3 separate regions of the Mus musculus genome follow, and all the other regions are linked to region 2. Evidence: chromatin contacts called from ENCODE Hi-C or POLR2A ChIA-PET data. All regions are on one chromosome and are shown on one strand. Each heading gives the region's core, a stretch centred on a gene start or an enhancer-like site at or near the end of the contact. The rest is flanking DNA. Distances are from core to core; before and after follow the strand shown. Region 1 holds the start of Ppcdc (phosphopantothenoylcysteine decarboxylase). Region 2 holds the start of Trcg1 (taste receptor cell gene 1). Region 3 holds the start of 2700012I20Rik (RIKEN cDNA 2700012I20 gene).

Region 1 (3,766 bases), core at 206-2,705, 200 kb before region 2:
GAGAGAGTGAGAGAGATGGGGCCGGGCACAGATGGTTTGCTTGAGGGGTGGGAGGGCCTGGTGGATGCTGGGAGTCCTCCTGTCTGTCGCCAGCCAGTGACCTGCTTTTGCATTCTCCTGGTGCCCACTGCCCCTTGTTTCTGAGAGACACAAACTATCCCCTCATTGGCAGTTGACCTGCCCGAGCCAGTGTCTATCTGTGTAACTGGATGAATATAATAAAGGGATCATTTGACCCTGTATGTCCCTCTGTGTTACTTGTCTCCATGTGGGTCTCAATGAAGCCTTGATGTGGGATGTGAAGCAGGGTTGTGGAATTGAGTTGAGTGGATCTGTGATGCCAAAAACCATGTATTTTGTGATCCTTCCTCTGAAGCAGCCCTGAGTAGGCCATGAAGTAGTTGCCACAACTACCAGTTAGGAAATAGGAGTGGCCTGTAACACTGAGTGAGGCGCATGGCCTGACTGTGTCTGTGACTTAGGGTTTCCATTGCTGTGAAGAGACACCACGACCAAGGCAACTGTTATAAAAGGATAACATTTAACTGAGACTGGCTTGCAAGTTCAGAGGCTCAGTCCAGTATTGTCAAGGCGGGAAGTATGGCAGCATCCAAGCAGTCATGGTGCTACAGAAGCTGAGAGTTCTATAACTTATTCCAAAGGCAGTCAAGAGAAGACTGGCCTCAGGTGGCTAGGAAGATATATTTGCCCACCCCCACAGTGACACACTTCCTCCAACAAGGCCACACCCACTCCAACAAGGCCATACTTCCTAATTGTTCCTAATTCCCTGGGCTAAGCATATTCAAACCACCATAGCCCTTAGTGTTAGGACTAGAAGACTGGCCTTCCTTAGCTCCCATGGTGGGTCTCTTGAAGCTGATTGAGTGGGCTCAATGAACATGTAAGTTCTTGAAATTTCTGATTGCTGCAGGGTAATGACTACAACGATTCGAATGTGCCTAGGCTTTGCCAAAGATGTGCTCTCTAAGAATGTTGTCTAGATCCTCTGTGATGGTCATCTCTCAAGATTCCTCTCAAGTAGCAATGGGCACGGTAGCACACCCCTTTGATCCCAGCACTTATGAGGCAGAAGCTGGCAGAGTTCTAAGTTTCAGACATGCCAGTTATTGAAAGAGAGAGAGAAAGGAAAGAAAGAAAGAAAGAAAGAGAGAAAGAAAAGAAAAAGAAAGAAAAGGAAGGAAAGAAAAAGAAAAAGAAAGAAGGAAAGAAAGAGAAAGAGGGAGAGAGAGAGAAAGAAAGAAAGAAAAAAAAGAAAAAAAGAAAAAGATTGCTCAAAGTGAGCCTTTCAATGTCGCGGCTCCCCTGCCTAATGTGGCTTTAGCCTTGCACAGGGAGCCCCAATGACTACAACTCCCAGAAGCCACAGAAATAGACCACGACTCCCAGAAGGCCATGCGATCACTCGCTTTCTCTGGAGTCATTTAGAGCCGGAAAGGCGCCTAGATACCGCGATACTTGCGGGTATCCTGGAGCTGGTGAGCAGTGGAAGGGGCGGGAAAGCTGTGTCGGTGGTGCCGCCGGGTGGGGCGGTGGGAGAAGCTCCTCTGGTCGCTGTGGGTCCGCGTGAAGGTCCATGTGTAATGTGTCAGATGTGGGGCTATAGGTGTGACTCCAGTCTCAGAATTGGGGGCTATGCAGCTGCACCGGTGCCCGCAGATATCATGCTCTATCCTTAGTTTAAAAGACACCCACACTTGACGCTTACCTTTGAAAAACTGCAGCATAAGGTGCCCCCCTCCCAAAGATTTAGGACCGCCCCGAAATACAAACTTTTTTTTTTTTTTTTAAATTACGTTTATTTTGTAAGAGGGGTGGCTGTCACAGCGTGCGTGTTGAGGTCATAGGACGACCTGCAGGACTCAGTTCTACCCTGTAAGTCCCGCCCTCATTCAGGGCCTCAGACTTGTCTGCAAGCTACCTTGCTGAGCCAACGTGCCTCAAATTGTATTTTATAATCATAAACGAGAGAAAGGAGAACGCTGGCAGTATTTAGATGCTTAAACCCTAAACTTGCCGAGTGGCATTTCAAATTAGAGTTAGAGCAGTTTTTGTCAGAAAAAAAAATGTCACCGTCACCGACGTTTGGAATATTGGAAGCCAGAACTAGATAGTGGGCAGGAGAGATTCCCAGCTGCAGGAAGTGATGCGTGTTTGGGAGCTGGGGTCTTCTGCTTCTTTCTAGCAGCTGGGAACCAGCAAGGCTGTGATGTATCTTCCTGACACGTGTCCTCAAGAGGTGTACAGATGAAACTGCAGTAACTTTAGAGGCAAACATGCCTACTTCCGGTTTGAGACATCCATTGGAAAGCCAAACATTTTGGCTGCAACCAGCATTCCTTAGGTGCAGTGTGGTCACACTTTCTTGGCTACAGTCTTGCCCGTATCCTGTGGTCACATTTTCTTGGCTACATTCTTGCCCATTCTATTACTGGTAGGTATACATGGAAATTTTATACTTTGTCCTTGATTAAACTGAGAGAATTATAGTCTCACACAGAGGCCTCTTTCTCTGCTGTGTATGTGTTCTCTCTGTGTCTCTCTTAAATTTCTCTCTCCCTTCCCCTCCATTCTCCCCCTCGTTTTTTTCTCTTTCCCTCCCTCTCCTCCCTCCCTCTCCCTCTCAGGGTCTCACTGTGTAGCCCTAGCTACAGGACTTAGTATGTTCGAATCTCAACTCCTAGAAATCTGTTTGTTTCTGCATTCCAAGTGCTGGGATTAAAGGCATGTGCCACCAAACCCTACTTTTTCTTGAAATATACATAAGACTAAGTGTAAGTTCTGTGGTTATAATAAAGGTCAAGTAAAAATATGAAAAAAAATTGTTCCCTGCATATGCAGCTTAGAATATAAGACTGGTCTAGGTAGCCAGCGCATCAAGTGTATCCCTTGTATGTGTACCTCAGTCTATGAGGGTGGGAAGAAAAATTAATCTGAAGTCCAAGGATGGCCAAGAGTGACTCAAGCTCGACTCTGGAGGTTGAAAGGGAACATTGCACCATGTGATAAAATAAGCTTGTTTTTTGTTTTTTTCTTGGGAGGGTCAGTAGTGGTGGGAGAGAATCAGATATTATAATGTTCAGATATTATAATGCTGGACACTTCTGGACCAGCATGATAGGTCAGGGAATGCAAACATGTACAGCCTTATCTTGGTCTGAACCAGTGGGCTCTGTGGTTAAGATGGAGGGTGGTCTACCATCTTAACTGTCTGCCAGAGCTAAAGGAAGTGTGCAGGAAAATCCGTGCTCTGAAGCATCAGAAGGGGCGTTGTTAACCAGCTAGGAAGAAGCACAGATAGGGACCGTTTCTACGTGTGCAAAAGTTTCTCTCTGGCTACTGTGTTTTGGAAGTTATACTTATTACATAAGCAGAGGATCTTTGTGTCTCTCTGAAGGAGAGAGAAGGCGCAGGTTTCTGGCAGTGCTTTACCTTCACGGCTGGCCGCCCTCATCCCTGAGCTTAGGAATCACAACCCTTCAGTCTCATAACCCGCTGCCTGCTTGTCCACTCTTCTCTGCTGTTCCTGTGAGTGACAGGAACCCAGGAGGTAAGGTACTGCTTCTAGTCATCCTGACTGTGTTAACAAATAAAACATTTAAAAGTCAAAAGGCGTTAGTGGAAACTGGATGGAGAAGGAGACTAAACTGGCTGGAATTTGATCTTAGAGAGCAAACAACCTTTTGCTACCGGCCACCTTTCCTGGGACTCAGGATGAACAAATCAACCTTGCTTCCAAATGTGG
Region 2 (3,609 bases), core at 905-3,404:
ATCCCAAAAGAGGGAATCCTCCAAAGCAACTGGGCCTGGGACATCCCAGCCGGGATCCTACCACCCCCAGCCCCTTCTACTTGGGCATACCCCTTCCCACCTGGAGGTGTTTGTCTGTCTGCTTATTTATCTGTTTAGCTCAACTGACTAAGGACTTTGGCATGTTGCCCTATGGTGCTACCTTTTATATCCCCAGCCCTTTAGCTTTTTCTTTTCTTGTTTTAAATCTTGAGACATGGTCTCACTAAGTAGCCTGGGTTGGCCTTGACTCACTCGAAGCTTAGACTGTTCTTAAATCTGCAAGCTTCCTGTTTCAGCCTCCCTCTTGGATTAGAGCCATAGATCAGTAAGCACAGCTACTAGAAATATTTCCTAAGACAAAAAAACTATCATTTATGACACAGTTCTACCCCAGGCCACAGATCCACAATCCTACAGGCCTTCCCACTCAACCCGCTCCCTTGGCTTCTTTGTTGCTTGCTATCTGTAGCCCTATACTCTGCTGGTCCCAGGAAGCCACTGCCTGTTCCTTGCCCTCCTTGGAGGTGCTATGGGACAGCTGTCTCCCAGGGAGAGAAGAGAGCTTTGGCTTCTGACAACTCCCACCCGCAATCCTGAATTCACGATCACTCCTCTCCTTGAAGCTGCTCTTCCCAGTCCTCCTCACCTGTCCCCAAGCCTGTACACACCCCTCTTCCTTAACTCTTCCCTCAGTTGTGTCCCCTGGATACCCAGGTCTGACCTGGTACCCCTGGTGCTGCCAAGAAGCCTCTGCCCTCTAGGAGGAGGATGGAGATTGGCTCTAACACTTTGTGCCACTCTTGCCAGGTGGGCGGGGCTACTGCTTTCCAGACAGCCTCAGGCTGAGGAAAATCCTGTCTGTTATGGCTCTAGTCTTCTTCTTTTTCTTCTTCTTCTTCTTTTCTTTTTTGCTTTTTCGAGACAGGGTTTCTCTGTATAGCCCTGGCTGTTCTGGAACTCACTCTGTAGACCAGGCTGGCCTCGAAATCAGAAATCCGCCTGCCTCTGCCTCCCGAGTGCTGGGATTAAAGGCATGTGCCACCACTGCCCGGCTAAATTTTTCTCTTTTTTCTTTATTTTTATTTTATTTTATTTTTGATGGCTCTATTCTAAAGAGTAAGCCTTGCTCATACTGCAAGACTCTGGGTTCCCATCTGCCCCTCTGACACCCTCCTGACCAGACTGAGCTCAAACTGTCAAACTGGAATTAGTTGAGACCACAGTGGGAAAAGCTGTAGCTGCCTAGGGAGCCAGGCATATGGTATACTTTCAACCTGGCACTTAGAAGTCAGAGGCAGGGGATCATCATGAGTTTGAGGGCAACCAGCTTGGTCTACATAGTGAGTCCCTGTCTAAAAAGAAATAAAGTAAGTAAATAAGAAAGTAAATAAATAGAGACCAAACCAGTCTGGACTTTCCTGGTTATGCAGGGTTGGAAACTTAGCTACTCAGAAGGCTAAGGCAGGAAAATGGTAAATTCAAGGCCTGCCTAGGCAACTTATCAAGATCTTGTCTCAAAAGTAAGTAAAACAGAGGCTAGTGTCACATTTCAGTGGTGGAGTACTCTCCTGGAGTTACTTTGCAAAGACTCTGGGTTCAAGTCCCAGTGGGAAGAGAATGAAATCAGGATTTGGCATGTCTGAAAACTGAGAAATAATCTCTTGTCAGAATCAGTGTTAAGGCTATGGCAAGTGTCTAGGATCACTGTGGATGAGGGCGAGGCTCTTCTAGCTCTCCCTGGCCAGATGCAATCCCACCTGCACTTGGAGTAAGTTGAATGGAATCTGGCCTCACACCAATGTCACAAAATGTCAGCAAAGTAAGGACGAGATTCCTAAGTGCTAGTCTGTCCCAAGGTCCAGCCACAGGGCTTGATAATATTTTTCATGTGGGTCAATTTCAATCCTCTAGTAAGGACTCTCTAGTAGGTTCTCTTCTTCTTAAAGCCCCATGATACGGACACCTACACCTCAGCCCTGTCACTCTCAGTCCCTAACAGCCAAGTGCTGGGGAGCCCTCTTACCCTGGTAACTAAGTCATGGATTCCCACAGGTTGTATCCTACCTTGTACTCTCTGCAGTAGATGTTGTGCACGGTCTTCTTGTGTCCTGGCTCAGAGAGAATGTGTACATGCTCCAAGGGTCTTGAGGGGTTAGTAGGTATGGTGGAACACACGGGGATGGGTTCTGAACCAGGTAGACATTTGCCTAGACACACAGGCAGCTGGGCCAGCAGATGCTCATCTTTGCTTACATATCTTCTAATAGGAACCTTCCTAGTTTCAGAGATGGGGCACCAAGGCCCCATCCTCTTCCTGGTACCCTCTTCCTGTTTGAGAAAGAGTGTCATGGAGTCTTTCACTATTCATGAGACCTTAGTCCCTGGATGTCATCTTGGTCATCAGAGAGGGCACTATGAGGCTCAGCCCAACAAGGACAAGACAAGACTGGAGATTTCTGTAAAGACTAGGTAGGAAAGAGTGGGGTGTCTAGGACTCCACCCAGTTCCTTTCCAATTTAGAATTCTTTTTTTTTTTTTTTGAGACAGGGTTTCTCTGTATAGTTCCTGGCTGTCCTGGAACTCATTTTGTAGACCAGGCTGGCCTCGAACTCAGAAATCCGCTTGCCTCTGCCTCCTGAGTGCTGGGATTAAAGGTGTGCGCCATCACGCCCAGGTCAGAATTCTTCATGTGGTACTAGAGGTCTCAGTACTGGGTCAATCCCAGGCCAAAACCAGCCTAACTTCTCTCACATGCCCTGGCTATGTTCTTGCTACAGAGAGACATATGAGAGAGACTGTCTAACCACTGTGCTTCCAGGACAAGAGTTCCAGGCAGGAAGAACAGCCAGAATGGGTCCCACAGCTAAAGGTGTGAATTGGGTCAGTGTGTGTGTGTGTGTGTGTGTGTGTGTGTGTGTGTGTGTATGTATGTATGTATGTGTGCACGCACACGAGCACACACTTGCACATGCACATACTTACTACGGAGGTATATACAAATGAGGGAAGTCACAATCCCGGGATTCCCCAATCTTTGATTCTCTGCTGATCTCAAGGTTCAAGCCGTGGATCCTTCAGGGTCTAGGAAAGGTCTTGGTTAACATTCTGCCAGCTTCTTCTCATCTAGTTCTGGTTCATCATTCCATCTTCTAAGCTGGTGGTGAGAGCTAGAAGCATTCTGTGAACCCTGCCAGAAGCTAGGTCAAGTGGCTAGTTCTACTGAACCAGGCAGTCTGATTGGCTATTATCAAGATTTCCTGGCCCATCTTTAGCCTCATAGGATACTGCTGCTCATTCTGAGGAATAACGATGCCCTGCTGGGACGCCAACCCAAGACTCAAATCTTACCTCCAAAGGGGCTTCTGCTTCCTCTTCCTGCTCTTTTCTTCCAGGCTGGCCCCTGGCCTGACAATGTCCTCTTACTGCTTATTTGTGTGATGGTAGAAGAGAATTAAACCATTGAGCTGGACAAGATGGTGCATACCCACAGTCTCAGCAGCTGGGAGGTGGAGACAGGAGAATCAGGAATTCAATGACTGCCCCAGCCACAAAGGAATTTCAATCTACCTGAGACCCTATCTCAAAATT
Region 3 (3,930 bases), core at 1,327-3,826, 160 kb after region 2:
GTATGAATTAAGTCATCTGATTTTCCAAACTGTACTTCAATTGGTAAAATTAACTATGGGTTGGTCAAACTTTCCTCAAAGCCAAAGAATTCTCTTCTAGCGTTTTAAGTGTACTCCATCTGTAGTACATCCAAGTCCTTATCTTTTGGGCTCCACCTCCATTCTGTTACCATGGCTGGTGTCACTTCTTTAGCTGAAAAGTGAATATTTAACCTCTTCATTAAGTACAGCACAGGGCACAGTTTTCAGCCTCTACTGAACAAAGAACAAATCCAGAATTTAGCTTCAGAAATTACACATGACTATGAGATTAGAGAGATGGCTCAGTGCAGACTGCTCCTGTAAAAGGACCTAAGTTGGGTTCCATGTCAGGTGGCTCAGAACCACCTGTTATCTCCACCTACAGGAGATCTAACATCCTATTCTGCCCCCCCCCACACACACACACTTTAACATAAATCTTTTTTAAAAGTGGTTTACACATACTCAGATATCAATACATAAATTAAGAATTCGATGTTCACTTTTCATGAAGTTCTCGAGTAAGATCATCTAATATGGTTACATGTGCAGTAAACCAACAATGGCCAAAGTAACTCTCTAACACAGGCCGGTAAGCTATGCTACACATAGGTTTCATACAGTTCAACCTACTTAGTATCTAAAAAGAGCAACATGAAGCTTTAAGGACTAGAAGTTACATAAAACCAAAAGAGAACACAAAATTCTAAGTTACCTTTGTGAAACTAAGCTTATGTAACAAAACCTTCTGTAGGTGAAATCAGTCAAGAAATCAGAGTATTTTACTTAAAGAGAGTTAAATCTTTGACTTAAAAAAAAAAAATTTAGCCTTGGGGTATAGCCTAGCGGTGAAGCAATGCTTATGTGCCCTAAACTCACTCCATCACTTACAATCATAAATTCAATACTTTCTCTAGAAATAAAATCTCAGATTTGTTAGGAGCTCAAATGGTAAACTGAGTTTAAAGTCCTAAGCTACCAAAAATGGTAGCAATTTTTAGGTATCAACCCGTAAAGGCGCAGTAGCTGAACATCAAGGGAACTCCAGGGAAGGTTGGCGCCCTCCACAATTCCAGTCCCTGATCACTCTGCCCCTCCCCCACCGGCCACTGTCGGGGAAGCAAGGGCACAGCACCAGCCGCACCCCACCGCAGACACTCCAGAGAGGACGCTGAGTATCTCGTCCCAATAATTACAACGAAGAGGAGCAGCTGACCACGCTTCTACTCTCCCTAGCTGTTAAGGCGCCATCCATGGTGTGTGAAGCAAAGTAGAAGACTACAGCTACGGGCCACGATGCCCCAAGCAGAATGGATGAAGAAGCCACAGCATAAAGTCCGGACACCTCCACCGTTCCCAGTCTACAAGGGGCCCTCCCACCCACGGGGATGCTGGGAGGAGCAGACACGGAGCCCTGACCCCCTGCCAGACGCCACAGCGGGCTTTCCCCAGCTCCTCTTCACTGCTAAGGAGGCGGAAATCCCGGAGGGGGCGGGGCGGGAGGGGCGTGGCATCACAGCCCCGGACGCGCCTTCCGGCCAACCGGATCCCGCTAAGGCGGGGGAACACAGGCTTCACGCCCCCTCGCCACCGCGCCCTGAAAGCCACACGCCGGGACCCTCTTCCCGTCCCGCACGCCCCGCGGACCCAAAGCAGTTCAGCCAGTGGTCCCGCCCATAAGGGAGAAGGGGCGGGGTCACAGCCGCGGGCCTTTAGCGCGAGCCCGTCCCGCCCCTTTCTCCACCACCGCACGCGCGCCGGCCCCGCCTCTGATCGGCGGGACTAGGACCCGCCCCTCCGTGCGCACCGGGACTACGCTCTCCTCCCCCTCCCGCACTGAGTGCGGCTCCGCTCCGCCCCCCACAGCCACGCACGGGAAGCCGAGGTCAGCCCCCCCGAAAAACACACGCCCTCCAGTCCCGGGTTACCCGCCACCCAGCTGCTGGGCGGACCGCGGTGCGGCGTGCTCTCACCGCAAAAGCTCCAGCCACTCAGCCTGTGCGTCGCTCCCGGCGTGAGCCTCGCACCCAGCACGGAGGCCCCGGAACGGCGCGGGCACAGGCCCGCAAGAGCGGACTGGCAACCTCCTTTGCGCCCACGAAGCGGTCACAGGCCTGGGTGCCCAGACTGGGAAGGAGGGAGGGAGGGAGGGAAACTCTAAGGGGGGAAGGGGAGGGGGGAAGATGGAGAAACCGTCTCTGCCGCCTCTACCGCCGCGGCCGCTTCTCTGTTACCCGGGAAATCCCGCCCACTCTCCCGGCCCGCCCCGCCGAGGGAAGGCTTAACCTCGCTCCGCCACGGGATATATTACCCATCCGTCAATGGTTTAGCCAATCACTATGCCGCAAAGACCTACTCCCGCCCTCTTCCCTCGCTGGGAGGGGAGAGCGAGCCGCTCACCTTCTCCACGCCCCTATTGGCGGGGAGAGTCCCTAACTCAACCCCGCCTATTGGAGACTGATTGCCGAATCCCTCCTCCGGGCTCTAATACTATTGGAGGAAGAGGAGTACCTCTTCACATCTCATTGGAGAGTCTCACATATCCCTCCCCATACCGCCCCAGCCACAGGCCTAACAAATCGGCTCCCGCCTCCGCCGGTCCCTGCATTGGAAGACTACCTTTGCTTCTCTCATAGCCCCAGGAAGGTAAGTAACCAATGTGGGGTAAAAATGTCCTTAAGTGAGGCCGACTCCACCCACTACACGGCTGGGCCAGGCCCCGCCCCCAATGATCTGATTGGACTATCTTGGCGCCGGTAGGAGCCGCCATTGGACACGGCGCCGGTCCAGGAAGGAGACCATTCCGCCCTGCGCGAGGATGCTGAACCTTAGCAGTCCTTTTGTGGAATGTTTACACTGGAGACTGAACCTCAGCGTTCCAAGGCCGGGATCGGAGATGGCGGGGAGCTCAGCGGCCGAAACCCGAGGCTTTGAGATTTGAAAAGGAAAAGGCAGTAGTATTACCCGCCGTGGAGAATTAACCAAAACAATGACAGAAAGCCTTGTCCTTCCTACCCACTTATTTTTACACTTTCACGGTCTTCTAAACACAGCCATCTGGAGCACTCAGCAGCTACTTTCAGCAAGCCGACTCCAAAATTAAGGTCTGGAGCTCTAATCTGATCCAAAAGCCCAGATATTACTAGCTGGTCACTAGGGCTGACTGAATACTGTGACACTGGGACAACCAGAATCTGCAGCCCTCAGGGGGCGGAGATAACCCAGCGGAGGCCTTTAAATGTCACCGCCTGGGCAAGCCTCCGGAAGGCGGAGCATGAAGGGAAAATGTATACTCTATTGGTCGGGTAGATCCAGGGACATTTTAAACTGGAGGAAGAGAGGCTGAAAACCTCACACAGACCACTGCATAAATAAACCTTGAGTGTGCACTTACGTTCACAGAAGGAGTAAAAATTCCAGATTGTGTGAAGGATATGGTCTTAAGAATGACTGTTCAAGGGGAAGGGCTGTAATCGCAACCATTCGCGAAAGGGCAGGAATAGTCTGAATTTAGGAACCCTAAGGCCAGCCCTTCAAAAAAAAGGGGGGTGGGCATTCCTCCTTAGCAGAGTGAGTTAATGGCGGTCTCTAAGCCTTCTGGGTAAGTAACAATGCCTGAACACAAAAAGTGCTTTGAAATACCTAGTTCTTGGGCTGGTGAGATGGCTCAGCGGCTAAGAACGCCGTCTGCTCTTCCAAAGGTCCTGAGTTCAAATCCCAGCAACCACATGGTGGCTCACAACCATCCGTAATGGAATCTGATGCTCTCTTCTGGAGTGTCTGAAGACAACTACAGTGTACTTACATATAATACATTAATTAATTAATAATAATAATAATAATAAAGACCTAGTTCTTTTATTTATTCACTAGTAAGGCGTGGGCCCGATGCCGACCTTGCTTTGGGGA

What was found. Hi-C counts contacts between places; a loop is a spot of excess contacts on that map. ChIA-PET counts read pairs that join two places held with the same protein, here RNA polymerase II (POLR2A).
Region 1: POLR2A ChIA-PET joins it to region 2 with 10 read pairs in Patski. The contact joins the promoter of Ppcdc here to the promoter of Trcg1 in region 2. POLR2A ChIA-PET finds 5 or more read pairs at or near these places in 3 of 5 experiments (Patski and embryonic stem cell).
Region 3: a loop to region 2 is called in a map of Patski, with 2.0 times the contacts of the local background. The contact joins the promoter of 2700012I20Rik here to the promoter of Trcg1 in region 2. A Hi-C loop is called at or near these places in 1 of 37 maps with a recorded cell type or tissue (Patski). POLR2A ChIA-PET finds 5 or more read pairs at or near these places in 1 of 5 experiments (embryonic stem cell).

Annotation. Positions count from the first base shown.
Region 1 is chr9:57,437,803-57,441,568 of GRCm38, reverse strand. Ppcdc (phosphopantothenoylcysteine decarboxylase) reads left to right here and starts at 1,455. Exons shown (of 7, transcript NM_176831.5): 1 at 1,455-1,499. Scamp5 (secretory carrier membrane protein 5) reads left to right here. Exons shown (of 7, transcript NM_020270.3): 7 at 1-242.
Region 2 is chr9:57,235,101-57,238,709 of GRCm38, reverse strand. Trcg1 (taste receptor cell gene 1) reads right to left here and starts at 2,154. Exons shown (of 13, transcript NM_001014398.2): 1 at 2,086-2,154.
Region 3 is chr9:57,074,695-57,078,624 of GRCm38, reverse strand. It overlaps 2700012I20Rik (RIKEN cDNA 2700012I20 gene), which reads left to right and starts at 2,576. Exons shown (of 2, transcript NR_152107.1): 1 at 2,576-2,667; 2 at 2,782-3,422. It overlaps Sin3a (transcriptional regulator, SIN3A (yeast)), which reads right to left and starts at 2,249. Exons shown (of 22, transcript NM_011378.2): 1 at 1,995-2,249.